Linked DNA regions of Homo sapiens: region 2 is linked to region 1. Evidence: chromatin loops called from intact Hi-C (ENCODE). Cell type or tissue: CD14-positive monocyte. All regions are shown on one strand. Each heading gives the region's core, and the rest is flanking DNA. Links, peaks and the distances in the headings are about the cores only.

The links. Peaks named below come from ENCODE experiments on the same cell type or tissue, not always from the same donor. Only the 100,000 strongest peaks of a DNase experiment are listed, where the experiment ranks them.
Region 2: it touches region 1 in a loop (4-fold over the local background); 29 of 110 quality-filtered maps call a loop at or near these places.

Annotation. Positions count from the first base shown.
Region 1 is chr3:127,676,604-127,684,529 of GRCh38, reverse strand. It overlaps ABTB1 (ankyrin repeat and BTB domain containing 1), which reads right to left. Exons shown (of 12, transcript NM_172027.3): 7 at 7,447-7,563; 8 at 7,244-7,362; 9 at 6,967-7,065; 10 at 6,687-6,854; 11 at 4,345-4,545; 12 at 3,604-4,261. The coding sequence ends at 4,055. Among named protein-coding and RNA genes, the nearest start is that of ABTB1, 7.6 kb to the right of the region's middle. RefSeq lists an enhancer at 1,234-1,769. In CD14-positive monocyte, for the core only: no CTCF peak of the experiment used is centred there; DNase peaks (open chromatin) are centred at 5,749 and 7,139; H3K27ac peaks cover 485 bases.
Region 2 is chr3:127,600,451-127,610,826 of GRCh38, reverse strand. MCM2 (minichromosome maintenance complex component 2) reads right to left here. Exons shown (of 16, transcript NM_004526.4): 3 at 6,044-6,219; 4 at 5,671-5,931; 5 at 4,490-4,709; 6 at 4,010-4,217; 7 at 2,311-2,445; 8 at 1,804-1,995. Among named protein-coding and RNA genes, the nearest start is that of MCM2, 7.2 kb to the right of the region's middle. In CD14-positive monocyte, for the core only: no CTCF peak of the experiment used is centred there; no DNase peak of the experiment used is centred there; H3K27ac peaks cover 855 bases.

The sequences.
Region 1 (7,926 bases), core at 3,708-7,707:
TTTTTGGAAAGACAGAGTCTCAGTGTGCTGCCCAGGCTGGTCTCAAACTCCTGCGCTCAGACCATCCTCCTGCCTCAGCCTCCCAAAGTGCTGGGATTACAGGCGTGAACCACCAGTCTATTTTTCTGTCTGTTAAAAATTTGTGGGTATCTTGAGTTGGGAGAGAATACATATAATTTTTCCAATAACACATGATGAAAATATTTTTCATTCAACAATAAAATTTTTTTTTCACCTGGGAGTGGGAATGAATTAAAGAGATAAACATGTTTTGTTTTATTTTTAATTTTAAAGGTAGCACAGCTACATTACAGAAACTAAACAGAAATCAGATCAAATATCCCCAGCTCTCACGCAGCAACTCTTCCTCTGGTTTAGGGATGATGGAGGAGTCTCAAACCCAGGGCCTCTGTGTCAAAATGTGTCTTCTATTAGTCTATTTTAACATTTGTCAGAGTAGAGCACACTTCTGAATTTAAATCAACCCAATTTTAGAACCAAGTATTAGACACTAAATTTCAAATTCCATGGTTGTAGTTCACTACTCCTGTGTGGCTGTCTGTGCTACAGGTTTCTCACATAAGCCTGGGGAGCACCCCCTAGTGCCTGAATGTCCTCCACCTTTTCCTTGTGGACACAGAAGCTTCACTGACCACCCTCGTAGTTACAGGAAGCTCTGCGCATCCATGCTCTCTGTTCCTTCCCCACTTGCTGCTCGCTGCGGCTGCTGGCAATGCTTCCTGTTGATTTGCAATACCGCATTGGACACCTTCCTACATAAGTGTTTCCCCATCGCGCTGTCTTCTCTGCCTGAGGCTAAAGTGAGGAATGGGGCCGGGTGCAGTGGCTCATGCCTGTAATCCCAGCACTTTGGGAGGCTGAGGCGGGCGGATCACTTGAGGTCAGGAGTTCGAGACCACCCTGGCCAGCATGGTGAAACAATGTCTCTACTAAAAATATGAAAATTAGCTGGGCATGGTGGTGGGCGCCTGTAGCCCCAGCTACTCTGGAGGCTGAGGCACGAGAATCATTTGAACCTGGGAGATAAAGGTTGCAGTGAGCCGAGATCACACCACTGTATTCCAGCCTGGGTAAAAGGGCTAGACTCCGTCTCAAAAAAATAAAATAAAATAAAATAAAATAATAAAATAAAATAAAGTGAGAAATGGTGTGGTGTGGCTGGGGAATGCTGCCCCAACAACCACACAGCCTAGTTCCTGAGGGGTGGCAGTTCTCAGACTGCAGCTCTCCCTGAACAGGTGCCATAGCTGGTACACCTGGCTGTATGTATCTGCTGTATCAGTGAACCACTAAAATACCAACTCCAGATAATTTTTCCTTAAACTGCCCTCTTACTAGGGTTTTATTTAAAATTTGTTCAAGATTGGAAACTTTATGATTTCAAATAATAACATCTGTAAAAAAAGGTTTCATGTAGTAGCTCATTTTCTCCCCTAATGCATATGAAAAGAAATGCATAGGAATTAAAATTTTTTATTTAAATATTTAAATCTCTCTTGGCACACCAGGATTTGTGTGTGCTCTGAGGTGAGACCTGCTGGTGTTAGGCCACTAGCCTGGCCTCACTCTTCCCTTCCTGTGTGCCCCAGGGCAACCGGAGTGAGCCCCTGTCACTCCCGTGCTCCCACCTCCCACCCACCAGGTGGACTCAGCCTTTGTTTAACACACCAGGCTCAGGATAGGTCAAACACTAGGTAAGAGGGAGTTGCCATAATCACCCCCAGTTTGTGGGCGGGCAAACAGGCAGAGCGGTGGCCAGCAGTGAAAGGCAGACCCACGGTGGGGTTGGTCCTCTGGCCGCAGCTCAGCTCTGGCAATGCGCAGACCCCCGCCAGCCCATCCCATCTCAGGCTGTTTTCAGGATCCCAGGCCCTTGCACAAACTACAATCTCCACCCACAGGCCCTACCCAGGACACCTCCCCAACACACTCATCACCTCCTGCAGGCTGCACCATGACTTGTCCCAGCTGATCCCTCACTAGTGGTCACTTCAGACCTACAACTTCCCCCATGTGACGACCAACATGCCAGTGCAACATGGCTGAAAATGCACTGGGGAGGAAAAAGGGAAAAAATCCAAAAATACCATAGTAAAAAGGCATGAAGAGGCCGGGCATGGTGGCTCACACCTGTAATCCCAACACTTTGTGGGGCCAAGGCAGGCGGATCACCTGAGGTTAGGAGTTCAAGCTCAGCCTGGCCAACAGGGCGAAACCCTGTGTCCACTAAAAATACAAAAATTAGCCGGGCATGGTGGTGTGCACCTGTAATCCCAGCTACTCAGGAGGCTGAGCAGAATTGCTTGAACTCGGGAGGTGGAGGTTGCAGTGAGCCAAGCAAGATCGCACCACTGCACTCCAGCCTGGGCGACAGAGCGAGAATCCGTCTGAAAAGAAAAAAAAAAAAAAAAAGCATGAACAGCTGTGAAATAACTGCAGGGAGGGTGGAGACACCCGATATTAGAAGCCCTGTGAAAGAACCAGCCTTCCTTTCCTCCCCCAGGGCCATGACACGACACTGAGTTTAACCAGGTTAGAAGGCAGAGGCCTGGTGGGGGGGCGGTCCACAGGCCTGCAGCTCATCGTGAGAAACCCCCTTGGGGCTCAAATACCCCAAAATGAAGACCCAAGCAACAACCTCAGAAGCAGGAGCTTCTCTCTGAACTTTTGCCCCCTTCTCTCAGTCTCATCATCCCGAGGCTAGCCACAGAAACTAGAATCCCTCTTCCCCTAGGCGGGCCCTAGAAACCAGAGCCCCCTTTCCCCAAAGCCAGCCATAAAACCTAAAAACAGGACTCTCACTTTCCCTCTGCCGTATCTGTGTAAAAACTGGCCATAAAGTAATAATCTGATCCACCTTGTTTGACTATAGGTCATAAGACCCCCATTCCAGAGGGTCCTGCCCCACACCCAGAAGGTAGGCAGGCAGGCTGCTCAGAGAGACCAAGAAGAATCTAGACAGGCCTGGCTGCATTTCCCTGTTCAGTCAGCATAGGATCCTGCACTTTTTGCCAATCCCATTTCTACTCGGCTGGCCACACTTTGCTGAGCCTAAGCCTAACAATGGACAGCTTCCCATCTTTGGGTCTTCATTCTGAAGACGCCCATGTCTACATGCTAAATAAATTTGCGTGTCTTTTCTCCTGTTACTCTGCCTTTTGCAAGTTAATTTTTCAGTGAACCTTCAGAGGGCCAAGGAGAAAGGTCTCCCTTGGCCCCTGCAGCTTACCTTCCCATAATAAGGTAGCAGCCCCTGCAGGAAGGGCCACAAGGTCCTCCCTGGGGAAAAGACTGGCACTGGGCTGACAGAAAATGGTCATTTTGGTCCTGGCCCTCTCCTAGAATGAGGCCCACCACAACCAGCATCCATGGAGACAGGGAGGCAGGGAGCCAGGATGGGCCCAGGCCACACTGGGGTCAGTGGCAGATCTCTAGGTCTGCTCAGCCAGGTACCCTGGCCCTTGGGCTCTGGGCCAGCCTCTGCTGGGAGCCCCCAACTCTAGAGCTTCTTTCCTTGGTCACACCAGCTCCACTGGCTCCAGAAGGCCCCACCCTTCCCAAGCTGTACCCCAGGACACAGGCTCATGCTCCCACGGTGCCTTCAAGCTTTATTGCCACACACACTCCCCCAGCCCTTCCTGAATGGCCCTGTGCATGGGAACACCAGCTTAGAGAAGCAATTCAGGGCTAGGCAAGGGCCAGAGGACTGGATTTGGGACTGGGGTGGGTAGGGGGGATCTGGAGAAGGAAAGTGCTAAGACCAAAGCCCACCCCCACCCCAGGTTTCCCTGAGTGGTGTCCACCCCCAGGGTCTTGGGGGCTGGCTTGTGCATTGGGGGGAGGGGGCTCATCCCAAATGGATCCTCCCCTGGGGTCTCCAGGCTCATGGAGGGAAGAGAAGCCCCACTGAGCCCCTCGCACCCCCCATGAAGCCCTCAATGTGCAGGGAGCAGGAAGAAGAGCTGCACACAAACGCATACACATGCTTGTCTCCAAGAGAGCTCCTGGCCCCTGGGGCTGCCCAGCCAGGGGCTCAACAGTCCAGACCGATGGACACGAGCAGGTCCTCGAGTGCCCGCAGACGCTGCTGCGCCTCCTCTATGGCGCTGTAGGTCTGCACCGTGCTGGCCACGTGGAAGCGGATGTCGTCCACCAGCGGGATAGAGTCCGTCTCCTGCCGGGCTGCCACAGCCGCTGCCTCCTCCTTCACCGCCTCCACGAAGTCCTCCCGCTCCACCAGCTATGAGCGGGAAGGGCCAGCTCAGTGGAGGGGTGCCTGCCCTCTCACCCCTCCTTCCCACCCACTGCAGACCACTGGCCCACCTTCTCAATGACCTTGGCCATGTACTCAGTGCACTGGTCCTCAAGCCGCGCCAGGCGGAAGAGCTTGGCCACGCGCCACACACCCACCACAGTGTCCTCGTCTAGCATCTGAGCCAGGCTGCGGCCGCACAGCCTCTTCAGGCCTGGCAGCAGGTACATGTCGGCGACGCTCAGCACATCATAGGCTGCCTCGGGGGACAGCTGCAGTGAAGACAGGGATGAAGGTGCCCCCCGAGGTCACCAAGGGCTCCCAGGGCACAACAGCCAAGGCTAGGGCCTGTGGTGGTTGGGGGGCACTGGCGGGAAGGCTTCCAGTGGGAGTAGGAGCTCCCTGCGCATGTATGGGGTTGGGGGTCGGGGGGCTGGCCCAGATTCCCACAGGGATCTGCAGGACCGCTAGGGGGCAGAAGACTGGGGGGTTCTCCCATGCCCTGAGCAGGCTGGCAGGGCAGGCGGGAGGCAGGGCCCTCGCAGGAGCCAGGGTCTGAGCTCCGAGTTATACAGACCTGGGTCTGACACTTCTAGCTGTGGGGCCCTGGGCAAGTCACTGCACCTCCCTGTGCCTCTAGTTCCCAGTCCATGAGGTATAGATAACCATGCCTACCTGCGGGGGCTGTCAGAATGGTGGGACAGAGGCAGCTAGTCAAGACCTATGCAGGGACTCTGCCAGGGGTGGGAGACTATCTACCAGCTCCCTCCCTCTCAAGAGGCTGTGGGGACACAGAGCCCACCTACAGATACATCCTGTGCTGGATAAGACTGAAGCCCTCAGATTCAGGCCAGAGCCTGGGTGGCACAGGGAGCAAGCTGCAGACAGAGACAAGGGGAGCTCTGCGACCACATTACAAGCCATGTGCCATGTGCCATGCCACCTCCTTTACCTGGGTAACCCATGCATCTGCACAAGGCCTTAGGAAGTGACGACGAGAGCTATCCCCATGTTCTAGAGGCACAGAGCAGTTAAGTAACTGGCCCAAGATCACAAAGCTCACCCAGTGTCACACAGCTCAACCAGTATCAACCCAGGTTAAGAGCCCAAGCCACACTCTGAGACAAGGTGCCCTTTGGGTGGCGAGGCTCCTTGAAGAGGGAGCTTCTCCAGGGTGGGCAAAGGTAACCCCTGCTACAGGGGCCAGAGAGCTGGGCTGAGCTGCAGGAGATGCCCAGTAGAGGGGGTGGGAAAGATGGAGGCTGAGGGGCTGTCAGGCCGCGCGGAGGGATGGACAAGGGAGCTGCCACTGGAGATAGAGCAGCAGTAGGGACTGCCCTCTGTCTCCCAGCATGCTTCCTCCCCTTCCCCCACAAAACAGGGCCCTGGCCACAGAATGACTTTCCAAGCCTCCCTTGTTGGCAGGTAGGCACGAAGTTCTCTCCAGGGGAACATGAGAAGTGGTGCAATTTCCGGTGGCTTCTACAAAAACAGCATTGCTTGCCCTGCCTTCCTCTTCCTCCTAGAGCATGAGTTTGCCTAGGACCCAATCTCCATGGCCAAACGCGATGCCCCAGGCAGGATGGGTAAGCTACGGCCTGTGGACCAAATCCAGCCTGTTTGTGCAAGTAAAGTTTTATTGGAATGCAGCCTCACCCACTCATCTCTGTACTGTCTCTGGCTACCTTTGCGCTACAGAGTTGAGTAGCTACAACAGGGCCATATGGCCCACAGAACCTGAAACACTCACCTTCAGAGAAAAGGTTTTTGACCTTCACCCTTAGGCATACAGGGGCAAGATGGAGGGATGACCTGATCTTCCGCAAGCCACTTGCCCTGGGGCACCCACCTCAGTCAGAAGTGAAGGAGAAACAAACTCCCCTCTTCTTTAAGCCACCAGATATGGGGATTGCTTTATAGTGCGCGCGCACGCGCACGCACACACACACTCTCTCTCTCTCTCACACACCCTGGCAGAGCAAACCTTCAGCACTCTGCTGCTGCCCTGCAGCCTTGGCTTACGGACACCTTGGGGCAGCTGGAGACAGAGGCAGGCAGCAAGGGAAGAGGAGACTGGGAACCCAGAACCCCAGGGATCTGCAGCACCACAGAGAGGAGGCTGTCCCCACCCACCCTCCACCCTCCTGCTAGAGAAGCTGAGGATCCCAAGTGGCTGACAAGTGTGGAGTGTCTGTGACACAGGCTCATCACTCATCCTCTCTCTGGAGCCCAACAAGGCTTCCTCTACCTGAAAGAAAAATCCAAAGTCCCACAGCCTTCCCCTCCAGCCTTCTCAAAACGTCAACCATGGGGCCAGCTGGGCCCTTCCACAGACCCCCAGGGCCCTGGCGCTCCCTCTCAGCCCACGGCAGCACAGGTTGTGTGCCATCCCCAGCTCTGCCTGAGCCCCCACCTCAGTGTGGTCGCTGTACATGTAGTAGAGCACGTGAGTGAAGACGTCGGGTGAGATGCCATGCAGGGTGACGGCTGGGGGGCCCCCTGAGGTCGCTGGCTCCTCGCTCTCTCGGAAGTGGTCATCCAGCAGGGCTCGGAAGTAGTCACTGCGGCCACAGAAAAAGGCCTGGGGGAGGCCGGGCTCAGGAAGTGTGAGGGCCAGGGTCTGTCTCCTGAGGAGCTAGACGGGGGCTCAGGGCAACGGGCTGGGGCCAGGGGCAACAGGAGGGCACAGGCACCTTGTGGCAGAGGAAGCTGCAGCCAGCCACTCGGAAGCAGATGTCAGGGCAGCTGTTGAAGCCGTCAGGACAAGGGAAGGGCAGCTCCCAAAGATCACCCTGGGGTACAGAAGAGGTGACCCCATCAGAGCAGTTGTTCACAGAAGTGAACGACTAGGTTCAGAAAAGGGAAGTAACTGGTCCAGGACCACACAAGGAATTGAGCCCAAGTATCTGGGCTGCCTGTCACGGCCTGCCATCCCAAAACGCCCTTCCTGCCCACCAGCCCCGCACTTACTCGGAGCTCGGGGGGCAGGGCACAATCGGCCAGCAGCGCCATGTCCTCCCGGAGGCGGGGGTCTGCAGGTGGGGGCTCGATGGTCAGCACCTTCACACACGTGCCTGGCTTAGACGCCACTACAGGGGAAGAACAACTTCAGGGAGCCAGGCCAGCCCTGCCAGGCCGCACCCATGGCCCCGGGCCCCAAACCCTGCTCGCACCAAACTCAGACACCTTCTCGCACTTGGCCTCCAGGTCGCTGAGCAGGTCCCACAGCTGGCATTGCTTGGCCAGGCGCTCACAGTCACTCACATGCTCTACGCCAATGTCCAGGCGGCCTGGGGGCAGTGGGGAGGATGAGGGCCTGCGGGACCTCAGCTGTCATCAGGCCCACAGAAAAAGGGTGATCCCCTCCCACCTGGCCACCTGGCTGCAGGACTAGGACTCCTGGGCCCACTTGCCACCATGGTTTCCCCATCAAAAGCTGTTCTACAGGCCCCAGGGAACAGATGGGAGGGCCTCAGCATGTGGGTGGGACAAGCTCTTCCTGAGCAGGCACACTAGTCCTCTCTCTTGCAACCCAACCCGAGAGGCAGCTGGAACCACCCCGGGGGGACCATGAAGTGTCTAGAGGTGAAAGGTCAGCCCAGCCACACCTAGGTGTACTGCTGTCCAGAAGGACGGCCCACTCCCTCTCCTCC
Region 2 (10,376 bases), core at 6,144-10,143, 76 kb after region 1:
AATGGCACCAATACCAGCCTCTGCCAGGGATGCATTTCTGGAGCTTTCCTGAACAATGACAGTAACATATAAGCCCACAAATGCTGGATGCTTTGCCCCTACTGGGTTTGCGTCTAGCCTGCAGCAGCTTCTCACGGTGGATGCAAAGACACGCAATACACTTGAGAAAAGGAACCGAGACACAAAACTACCCTGCCTACTTGGAATACACGCCTCAAGGAGTAAAGAAAGGAACAGAACAAACCATGCATGTGTAGGAATATTAAGTGGCAGGCAGACATGGGTAAATGTGATGCGTGAGGAGGAAAAGGAAGGGGCAACCATAGCCGTGCCTCAGAGGAACCAAGAAAGGGGGCTCCACAGGCTTCAGGGGAAGGTGGATGGAGAGAAACAACCAAAACAAATCAGCTAACCTGCAGCCTGGACACAGCTCTCCTTACCCCACCATCCATTCCTTCAAAATTACTCAGGGCCTCCTGCAGCCAGGCCCTGGAGACAGAGGTGATTAAGCCAGTGATGGCTCCTGTCCCTGGGGGGTTTACATACGTCAGAAGGAAATCACCCAGTTCACTGAAGAAGCCAAATGGGAACTGAATTTTATCTTGCCAGAGGGCAGAAGAGTGGAGGTTAAAGGGCGAACTAAACTGCTCTGCATTAAAAACTGAAGTTCAAGTTGACTTGAAGGCCGGGCGTGGTGCCTCACACCTATAATCCCAGCACTTTGGGAGGCTGAGGCAAGCGGATCACCTGAGGTCAGGAGTTCGAGACCAGCCTGGCCAACATGGTGAAATCTGTCTCTACTAAAAATACAAAAATTAGTCAGGTGCGGTGATGTGTGCCTGTAATCCCAGCTACTCGGGAGGCTGAGGCACAAGAATCGCTTGAACCCAGGAGGCAGAGGCTGTAGTGAGCTGAGATCATGCCACTGCACTCCAGCCTGGGTGACAGAGAGACTCCATCTCAAAAAAAAAAAAAAAAAAAAAAAAAAAGGAAGTTGACTGAGAAACAGAGGAAGGAAGGAAGAGAAAGGGGAGAGCAGCGAGCTTGAGAACACACGGTGCTCTGGGGGCAGGATGGAGGTAATGTGGGAGAAACAGCAAAGGGTTTTTATCAACAGAAATTTAACGTTCTGTTTAAGTAATCCGTATTTCTGCAACATAAATCCCCATCTCCTCATCCTTCAGTAAGGATGTCTATACTAAAAACCAACTGCCCAACTGCCTGGGCACAAGGGCTCACACCTGTAAGCCCAGCACTTTGGGAAGCCAATGTGAGAGGATCTTGAGCCAGGAGTTTGAGACCAGCCTGGACAACGTAGTGAGACCCCATCTCCATCACAAAAAAAAACAAAAAACACCACCATTCTGGGTTGTTTTTCTGAAGAAATTCCCGTTGGCCACAGCTGGATCCCTAGGAATCCCTCATGACACAAGTTATCCTATTGCCCTGCCTCTGTTCCAATTTCAAACCACAGCTTGAAATGATCTGCTAAAGGAAGAGCTCTTCTCGTCGCAACCCCGTCCTCAGCAGGGGACTCCTCCCACCACACAGACTCAGAGAGGTCATCCAAGTTATCCCACTACCTCGCTGGCCCATGGTGGAGCCACAGCCAGGTTCACCCATCCCCAATGCGAGTTTACCTCTTCCCTGGAGCACAGGGCCTCCCTTCCAGACAAGCTTACTGAGCTCCAGGGGAATAAGGCAAGGTTTGAGCAGTGAGCCCTAGGTGCCTACCACAGCCCCAGCAACCCTCCATATCCTCTCACAGCATCCTGACAGCCCCTGCCCCTGCCTTCCACCTACCTTCTCTCCGATCTGCTGATCCTTGGAGAGGCTAGTGATCATCTTCACATCTTCATCGGTCAGTTCCCCTACAGCAACCTTGTTGTCCTTCTTGGCCACGTGGTTGGCTAGGATGACAGTGGCAAAGACAGGGAAGCCATTGGCAGTGTTGAGGGAGCCATCATAGTTGTTGTGATAGATGCCAGTCAGCTCCTGGGGAAAGGGAGGGGCCAAGAAGTCAGAGCCTAACCCAGGGGTGCCCACCTCCGTGCTGCCTTCCTCCAGTTTCTCCTATTGCAAGTGCTCCACACTACAGACACCAAGATAAGTAACTCAGTAAAACCCCTCCTAAACCCACCATTCCAACAACCCATCCACCAGAAGAAAGTTCTTTGCCTCAGCCATGCAAAAACAGATCCTAGCCCGAGTGCCCCTGCGACCATAGACACCGCCACCGGCCCAGCCACAACTGCTTCTGCCAGTTCCCTCTGCAACTTGGCTCCCTCCCAGCCTGCCCCGGCCACTTACTATCTCGTCTCCTGGCTTGCAGCTGTCCACCAGATCTGCGAGGAGAATGGCGTCCTTGGAGCGGGGCAGCCGGCCAGCCGCCACTTTGCCTGGACTCTCCTGGATTCGGATACGCTGGTAGTTCTGATAGATGGTCTGCGAGGGACACACAGAAGGCCTCAAATCACTGACTTACTATGTCACCTAACCTTGACCCCCGAACAGGAGGGAGAACAGGCAGGATTCCGACTCCTGAGTGGCAAATGGAGAGCCAAAGACAGCAAGGAATGAGTTCATGGCGACTCAGCACATCAGTTGACAGTCCCCACTCCTGCCACACCATCCCTCTGGGATGCCTTCTGACGGCCAGACTCAGCACCTGCTCTATGCTTTACAGCTAAGCTGTCTTGAGTACCGATGCTGGAACCAGGCTGCCTGGGTTCTGTGTCTAAGCTGTGTGATCTTGGGCAAGTGACTTCCTCTCTCTGTGCCTTCTCTGCAACCTCACAATAAGAATTAAAGCAAGTCATACATACATCAACCTAATCCAGCATCTGATAAATGTTAAGTTACAGGAAGTTTTGGCTGTCACTGTCAAGTATCACAGGCCAGCACTGTGCCATGTCATTTCGTACCCATTATCTCACAACATGGCACTGCAGTTAAAAGCACATGCTCTAGATCAAGATGCCTGAGCTGTGGACCTCTAACACACATTCTGGTTGGGTGACCTCAGCCAGTTCTCTAAACACTCGGCAAAGTGGGGCCAGTAACAGTTCCTGCCTCATGAGCTGTGAAAAAGGACCAGGTAATAAACCACCCACCACCTGGCACTGGTAAGTTACTCCATGAATGATAGCTGTAACTGTTAACCCTCTACCAGGTACTATCTCAGGTCCCTAGAAGCAAGGCCTGAGGGAGACAGACAGGGCATGGGAAGAGTGAGCAAAGACGTGGCTCAGCTGGCATCTGGCCTGCAGCTGCCCCACCCGAGACGAGACGGGTCAGCTTTTGGCTGTAGGTGGCCACAGGTGGAACCTCTGAGGCATTTTCTGGCAAGGTGGCTCCAGCTGGGACAGTTCGCAGAACTGCACTGCAGAGCGGTGAGAAGAGGACAGCCAACAGCCACAGCAGCAAGGCAGTCAAGGGGCCTGGGCGCCACCACAGCGATGGCGATGAGCCCATTTACAGGGACGCTCAAGTACAAAGGCACATTACATGTGCCTAAGACCTTAACATCAGAGGCTTTGGCAGCGTCTCCTGAATATGGTGCAGGAGGTTGGTATGGTCCAGGGGCCCCACGTGAGCCAGACAGGTCCCAGAAACAAGCTGAGGGGAAGTCCCGATGGGACTGCAGCCACCCCACGTGAGTGATGGCACCATGGAGACTGGTAAGCACACATCCTGAAGGAGTGACCTGGCAAGAAGTGGGCCCTGTTTGCCAGATCTTCTCATGTTTCAAGAGGAGCCATAAACTTGTATGGTTTAAACAAATCGCCTGACTTAAATATTGACTTGAATTCCTAAAAACGTCGTGTGGGCCAAGCTAAGTCCACTGGCCAGACAGACTGGGTCCACCCCAGGGTGTGGCCAACACACAATTCTATCTTGCTTCTTGCGGCTGCCCACACTGGTCTTCCACAGCCTGAGAGGCCAGTCAGGTCCTGCATACTGGGCACCCCTAAGGACAGCTGGCAGCAGACCTTGTGTCCTCTCTCACCTCCTCCATGTTGACCTCAAAGGGGCCGGCCGACTGGCACTCAGGACAGGAGCCTGGTTTCACCTCCTGGTTCTGGGACTGGCAGAAAGGACCCAGGACGAAATTGCACTTGTTGCAGTTGTACTTGACCATGCTGAGCTGGGGCAGGACGCCAGTGCAGCTGGTCACCACCCCACTGGTGCGGATCAGCTGGTTCAGATGCAGCTGCCTGCGGAGGCAGAGGGTGCATCAGAAGCCGTGAGCCAGGGTGAGGCCAGGCTGCAGACGAGAGTGTCCCAACACACTGTCCTGGAAATTGGGCCCAGCCCCCAGCCCGGGAAGATCCCTCCCATCACACTCCTGTGCAACCACAACTCACCTGCGATGAGGATGCTGCTGGCTGCACCCTCCCCGCCCACACCACAATCGCTCTTCAGGAATCACGACCGAGTCACCCAGCACTGAGCTCGGACCTGCCATCCTCACCTGCCCTCAGCTCACCTCAGCGAGCGCAGCTCCTCCACCAGAGGCAGGTGGGAGATGCGGACATGGATGTGGTTGGTGATGCGGTCGTACTTGGGGTACATGGCCAGTACCACCTCCAGGGCAGCCTCATCAAAGATCTGCAGCAGCTCCGCCGGTGCCTCAGGCAGGAAGTAGGCCAGCACGTGCTCCCTGGCTGCCAAGTCCTCATAGTTCACCACCAGGCTCTCACGGTTCTCTAGAAGGGGGCACAGTGGGAAGAGAGTTAACTAAGCATGAGGCCTGGGCTGGGCTGCAACAATGCCTGTGTGAGAAGCAAGGCCTACCCACCCCGACCATTGATTTTGACCTAGAAAGCCCAGCTTTCACTTCTAGGTCTACCACACTTCAGCTGTGACATAGCCTGAGCTTCAACTTCCTACTCCGTAAAATGGGCATGTCACACAGTGTACAAAGTTGCTGGGGGGTTAAATTAAATATGAGCAGAGTGCCTACACAGCTACAAACATGAAACGCCTTACAAGAGCCAGGAAGAAACTGACAAACACAGGACAAAAAGCAGTGGAAGGAATTGCAGGAATCAAGATCTACATGTCCCTTTTAAAAGTCAATTCCTGGCTGGGGACGGTGGCTCACGCCTGTTATCTCAACACTCTGGGAGGCCAAGGCGGGCAAATCACCTGAGGTCGGGAGTTTGAGACCAGTCTGACCAACATGGAGAAACCCCTTCTCTACTAAAAAAAAAAAATTAGTCAGGCATGGTGGTGCATGCCTGTAATTCCAGCTACTCGGGAGGCTGAGGCATGAGAAACGCTTGAACCCAGGAGGCGGAGGTTGCAGTGAGCCGAGACCGTGCCATTGCACTCCAGCCTGGGAAACAAGAACAAAACTCCGTCTCAAAAAAAAAAAAAAAAAAAAAAAGAGTCAATTCCTATTACAAAGATCAAAGTAGTAATCCAGATTTTTATATAAAATCTGTCCATTTTCAAGCTTGTCAAAAAACGCTTTGGTGGCCCAGATGTGGTCACTGCATAGCCAGCAGGAGAGCCCTGATGCAAAACTCAAAACTTTTGGTTTCTCTGACAGACCTCTCAGCCATATGCCCTGTGCTTCACGTGTTCACTCGGCTCAGACAACTTTCTGGGGAGGATTTAGGGAGGCGCTACAGGGGCTGAGGCGGGGGCGTAGGGAAGCCACACCTTTGCACATGTCGCTGATGCGCTCCTTGAAGACGTTGTGGCCGTGGCTGTCGACGTGAGTGCGCAGGAAGTTCTTGAAGCGGTGGTGGATCTCCAGCCGGGGGCCCGCCATGCTCACCCACTCGCGCACAGAGTGGCCTTTGAGATCCTCCAGGTTCTCGATGCTCTCGATCATCTCCTCGTCCTCCTCGCCGTCCTCCGTGGCCCGCTCCACCTGGCGGCGCTTGCGGGCAGGGCGCTCCTCGTCCTCCTCATCGCTGTCTGGGGAGGCAAGAGACACCTGCTACTGCGGTCATCCCCAGCACCTTCTACTCCCCTCCCAGACTCCTTCCCAGCTTCCCAGTCCCTCGGGCAGGCAGACAACTGGACCTACCATACAGGAGCCCACGGCGCATGCGGCCCAGGCCCCGGCCAGCCTCCCGGTCACGCTGCCGCATGGCCCGCTCTGCTGCCTCCCTCTGACTGGCCGTCAGCTCCTCTACGTCCTCATCATCCAGAGCCAGTCCCTCGGCCTCATAGGCGTCCAGCTCTGGGATGGCGCGGTAGTCCCTGAGGGAGCACCAAAACAGATGTGGTTACTGCCAAAAAGGAAAACCCTAAGCACCAAACCCCATCCAGGAACTGGGCCTGTTCCCTAAGGTTCAGGAGCCCCATTGTGGGTAGGCTCAGCGCTTCCAGGTCAGAAACACAGAAGGCTCAGAAAAGATCTCCAATGGATGAACAAAACACGATCTGTCCATATGATGGACGATGAAGCCTTAAAATAGAAGGAAATTCTGCCACGTGCTGGCACATGGATGAACCTTGAGGACATGATTCTGAGTGAAAGAAGCCAGGCACAAAAGGACAAATCCTATATGGTTCCACTCACTGAGCGGTCAAATTCACAGAAACAGAAAGTAAAATGATGGTTGCTAGGTGCTGGGAAGAATGGGGAGTTAGTGTTTAACCGAGACAGTTTCAGTTTTCAAACTGAAAAGACTTTTGTGGATGGATGGCGGTGATGGCCGCACAACAATATGAATGTACTTAATGCCACTGAACCATACACATAAGAATGGTTAAGATGGCTGGGCATGGTGGTTCATGCCTATAATTCCAGCACTTTGGGAGGTGAAGGCAGGAGGATCACTTGAGCCCAGGAGTTCAAGAACAGCCTTAACATAGTGAGACCCCATCTGTATAAAAATAGAAAATGGCCGGGCACGGTGGCTCATGCCTGTAATCCCAGCACTTTGGGAGGCCAAGGCGGATGAATCACGAAGTCAAGAGATTGAGACCATCCTGGCGAACATGGTAAAACTCCATCTCTACTAAAAATACAAAAATTAGCTGGGCGTAGTGTCATGTGCCTCTAGTCCCAGCTACTCGAGAGGCTGAGGCAGGAGAATCGCTTGAACCCGGGAGGCAGAGGTTGCAGTGAGCAGAGATTGTGCCACTGCACTCCAGCCTGGTCGCAACAGAGTGAGACTCCGTCTCAAAAAAAACAAAAAGAAAAAAAAAATAACCCAGGCCTGGTGGCACATGCCTATAGTCCTAGCTACTCAGGAGGCTGAGCTGGGAGGATTGCTTGAGCGCAGGAGTTCAAGGCTGCAGTGAGCCACGTTCGTGCCACTGCATTCCAGCCTGGGTGACAGAGTAAGACCCTGTCTCAAAAAACTAGCAAACAAAACAAAACAAACAAACAAACAAAAGGGCTGGGTGCGGTGGCTCATGCCTGTAATCCTAGCACTTTGAACCAGGGAGGCAGAGGTTGCAGTGAGCCGAGATAGCACCACTGCACTCCAGCCTGGGCAACAAGAGTGAAACTCCGTCTCAAACAAACAAACAAACAAAAAAGGTTAAGATGGTAAATTTTGGGCCAGGGCAGTAGCTCATGCTTGTAATCCCAGCACTTTGGGAGGCTGAGGCGGGCGGATCACGAGGTCAGGAGATCGAGACCATCCTGGCTAACACGGTGAAACCCCGTCTCTACTAAAAATACAAAAATTACTTGGGCGCGGTGGTGGGCGCCTGTAGTCCCAGCTACTTGGGAAGCTGAGGCAGGAGAATCACTTTCGGAGGTTGCAGTGAGCCGAGATCACACCACTGCACTCCAGCCTGGCAACAGAGTGAGACTCTGTCTCAAAAAAAAAACAAAAGAAAAGGTAAATTTTGTTATGTGTATTTTACCACAATTACAAAAGGGGAGGTAGATCTCCAGACAGCTTCTATGCGCCCAATAAGAAAAAATAATTCAAGGAACCACAAAACATTAGACCAAAAGGCTTCAGAGAGCTGACCCAACTCCCCGTGAGGGCTGGAATTCTCCCTGTACTTTCCCCATCTCTGACTATGCCGCCTTCAACAACCTGATGTCCTGGCTTCCATGCACAGTCAGCCAAACCAGCCCTCTGAAATGGCCACCCACTGTCTCAACCCTTTGAGCTACTCTAAGACCATCAGACACACATTTTCCACATTATCTTCCTTCAGATACTGAAGAGAAGTAATGCCTTAATAAGGCACCCAGCGAGTGCAAAGCACTGTGCTCTCTTCCCTGCAGTGCTCTCTTCCCTGAGGAGGAGACACTGTCATTCCATCTGAAAGATGAGGAAATGGGTAGTTGAGGGGAAAATGTGATTTTTGCCTATGGTCGCTCTGTAGACCTGAGTGTCAAAATATAGTCCAAGCCCAGAGCTCCTTCCCCCATGCCATACTGCCTCCCCAAGACAATCCCCTTGAATTCTCCTTTTTTCAGGTTAAATGGTGACAAGAGAAACTGCTACTATTTTTCTGCAATAAACATTGTCAAACTACTGTCAGAACAAATCTTTTTATGCTGTTGATGCCCCAAGCAGAACCCAGCCAGGCAGATATCAGAGTTGACCAGGTCTGATTTCTTCCATGTTTTCGGGGAAAAGGTATCGGTCCCATTCTCCCTGGATCTCAAGTCACACAAAATGCCCTCAGCAAACTTCTAATTGGTTCATACAAAAAAAAAAAAAAAAAAAAGTTAAACTGGACTTCATCAAATTTCAAAACTTTTGCACTTCAAAAGAAAACATTAAAACCACGAAAAAGATAAGCCAGATTGAGGAGAAAATAACTGCAAATTACATATCTGATAGAGGACTTATATTCAGAATATGTAAAAAACCTCTTACAACTCAATAGTAAAAAGACAAGCAACCCAATTAAAAAGTGAGTCCAGGATTTCTCTGAAGATACACAGATAGCCAATCAAGCATACGAAAAGATGTTCAACATCATTAGCCATCAGGAATGAGATGCCACTTCACACCTGCAGGGATGGCCAGAATCAAAAAGACCAATGTTGGCAAGAACACGGAGGAGTGGAACCCTCATGTGTTGCTGGTGGGAATGCAAGATAGTGCAGCTGCTTTTGAAAACAGTCTGGCAGTTCCTCAAAAGATTAAACACAAGACCAACAATCTCACTCCTACATAGCCAACAGAATTAAAGATCTGGTCACATAAAAACCTGTAACGGGCCGGGTGTGGTGGCTCACACCTGTAATCCCAGCACTTTGGGAGGCTGAAGCACGTGGATCACCTGAGGTCAGGGGTTCAAGACCAGCCTGGCCAACATGGTAAAACCGAAACCGCATCTCTACTAAAAATAGAAAAATTAGCCGGTGTGGTGGCAAATGTCTGTGATCCCAGCTACTTGGGAGGCTGAGGCAGGAGAATTGCTTGAACCTGGGAGGCGGAGGTTGCAGTGAGCTGAGATTGTGCCACTACACTGCAGCCTAAGCGACAGAGCAAAACTCAAAAACAAACAAACAAACAAACAAAAAAACACGACCTGTAATGAATGTTCATAGCAACATTATTCATAATCGCCAAAAGGCTTGAGGAAGCCAACATCCATCAACTGATGAATAGATGTGGTATCTCCATACAAAGAAATATGATTCAGCCACAAAAAGGAATGGAGTGCTGCACATGCAAGAACACAGAAAGACCTTAAAACCACACTAAGAGAAAAAAGCCCACCACAAAAGTGCATATATAATATGATTCAATTTATATGAAATGACCAGATTGGAAAATCTAGAGACAGGTCTTTAATTCTTACCTGTGGGTTGGGTAAGAACTGAGAATGAACTATAAGCAGGCAGGAGGGACCTCAATGGGAAAACGGCCCTGTTCTCACACTGGATTGTGGTGAAGGCTGCATAACTCAGGAAATTTACCATGAATTTGCATTGAATTATATTTTCGCAAGGGGTAAACTCTAAAAAACTATAGCCCAATAAAGTTTTTTTTTTTTTTTTTGAAAAACCACAAAAACAAATGTAATTGGGCTCAGCCATCCCTCAGATACCTCTACCCAGAAGCCCCCTGCCAAGGGCCTCTCTCTTTGCTTCTCAGAGAAGCAAAGAGAAAGGGTCAAGACAGGGAGGGGAAACAGCAGAGGAGGGGCATCCGGCCTGAACAACTCCATCAGGCAGAACAGGAAAGCCGTCTAGGACCCATGCCCTGACCCCAAGTCCAGGGCAGATTTATCCAGACTCCTCATTCCTTCTACAGCCTACAGCACATGCAGTCTCATCGTTGGGGGTGGTACTGATAATAGCAAAGATGCATCCAGTCTGGAGTGCCCTTGAAAGCCTCTCAACTGTCTGACATCCTAGGGACGGCAGGATGCCCTGCACAGTACTCTCACACATGCTAAGGCTGAAAAGGCACAAAAGGAGCATC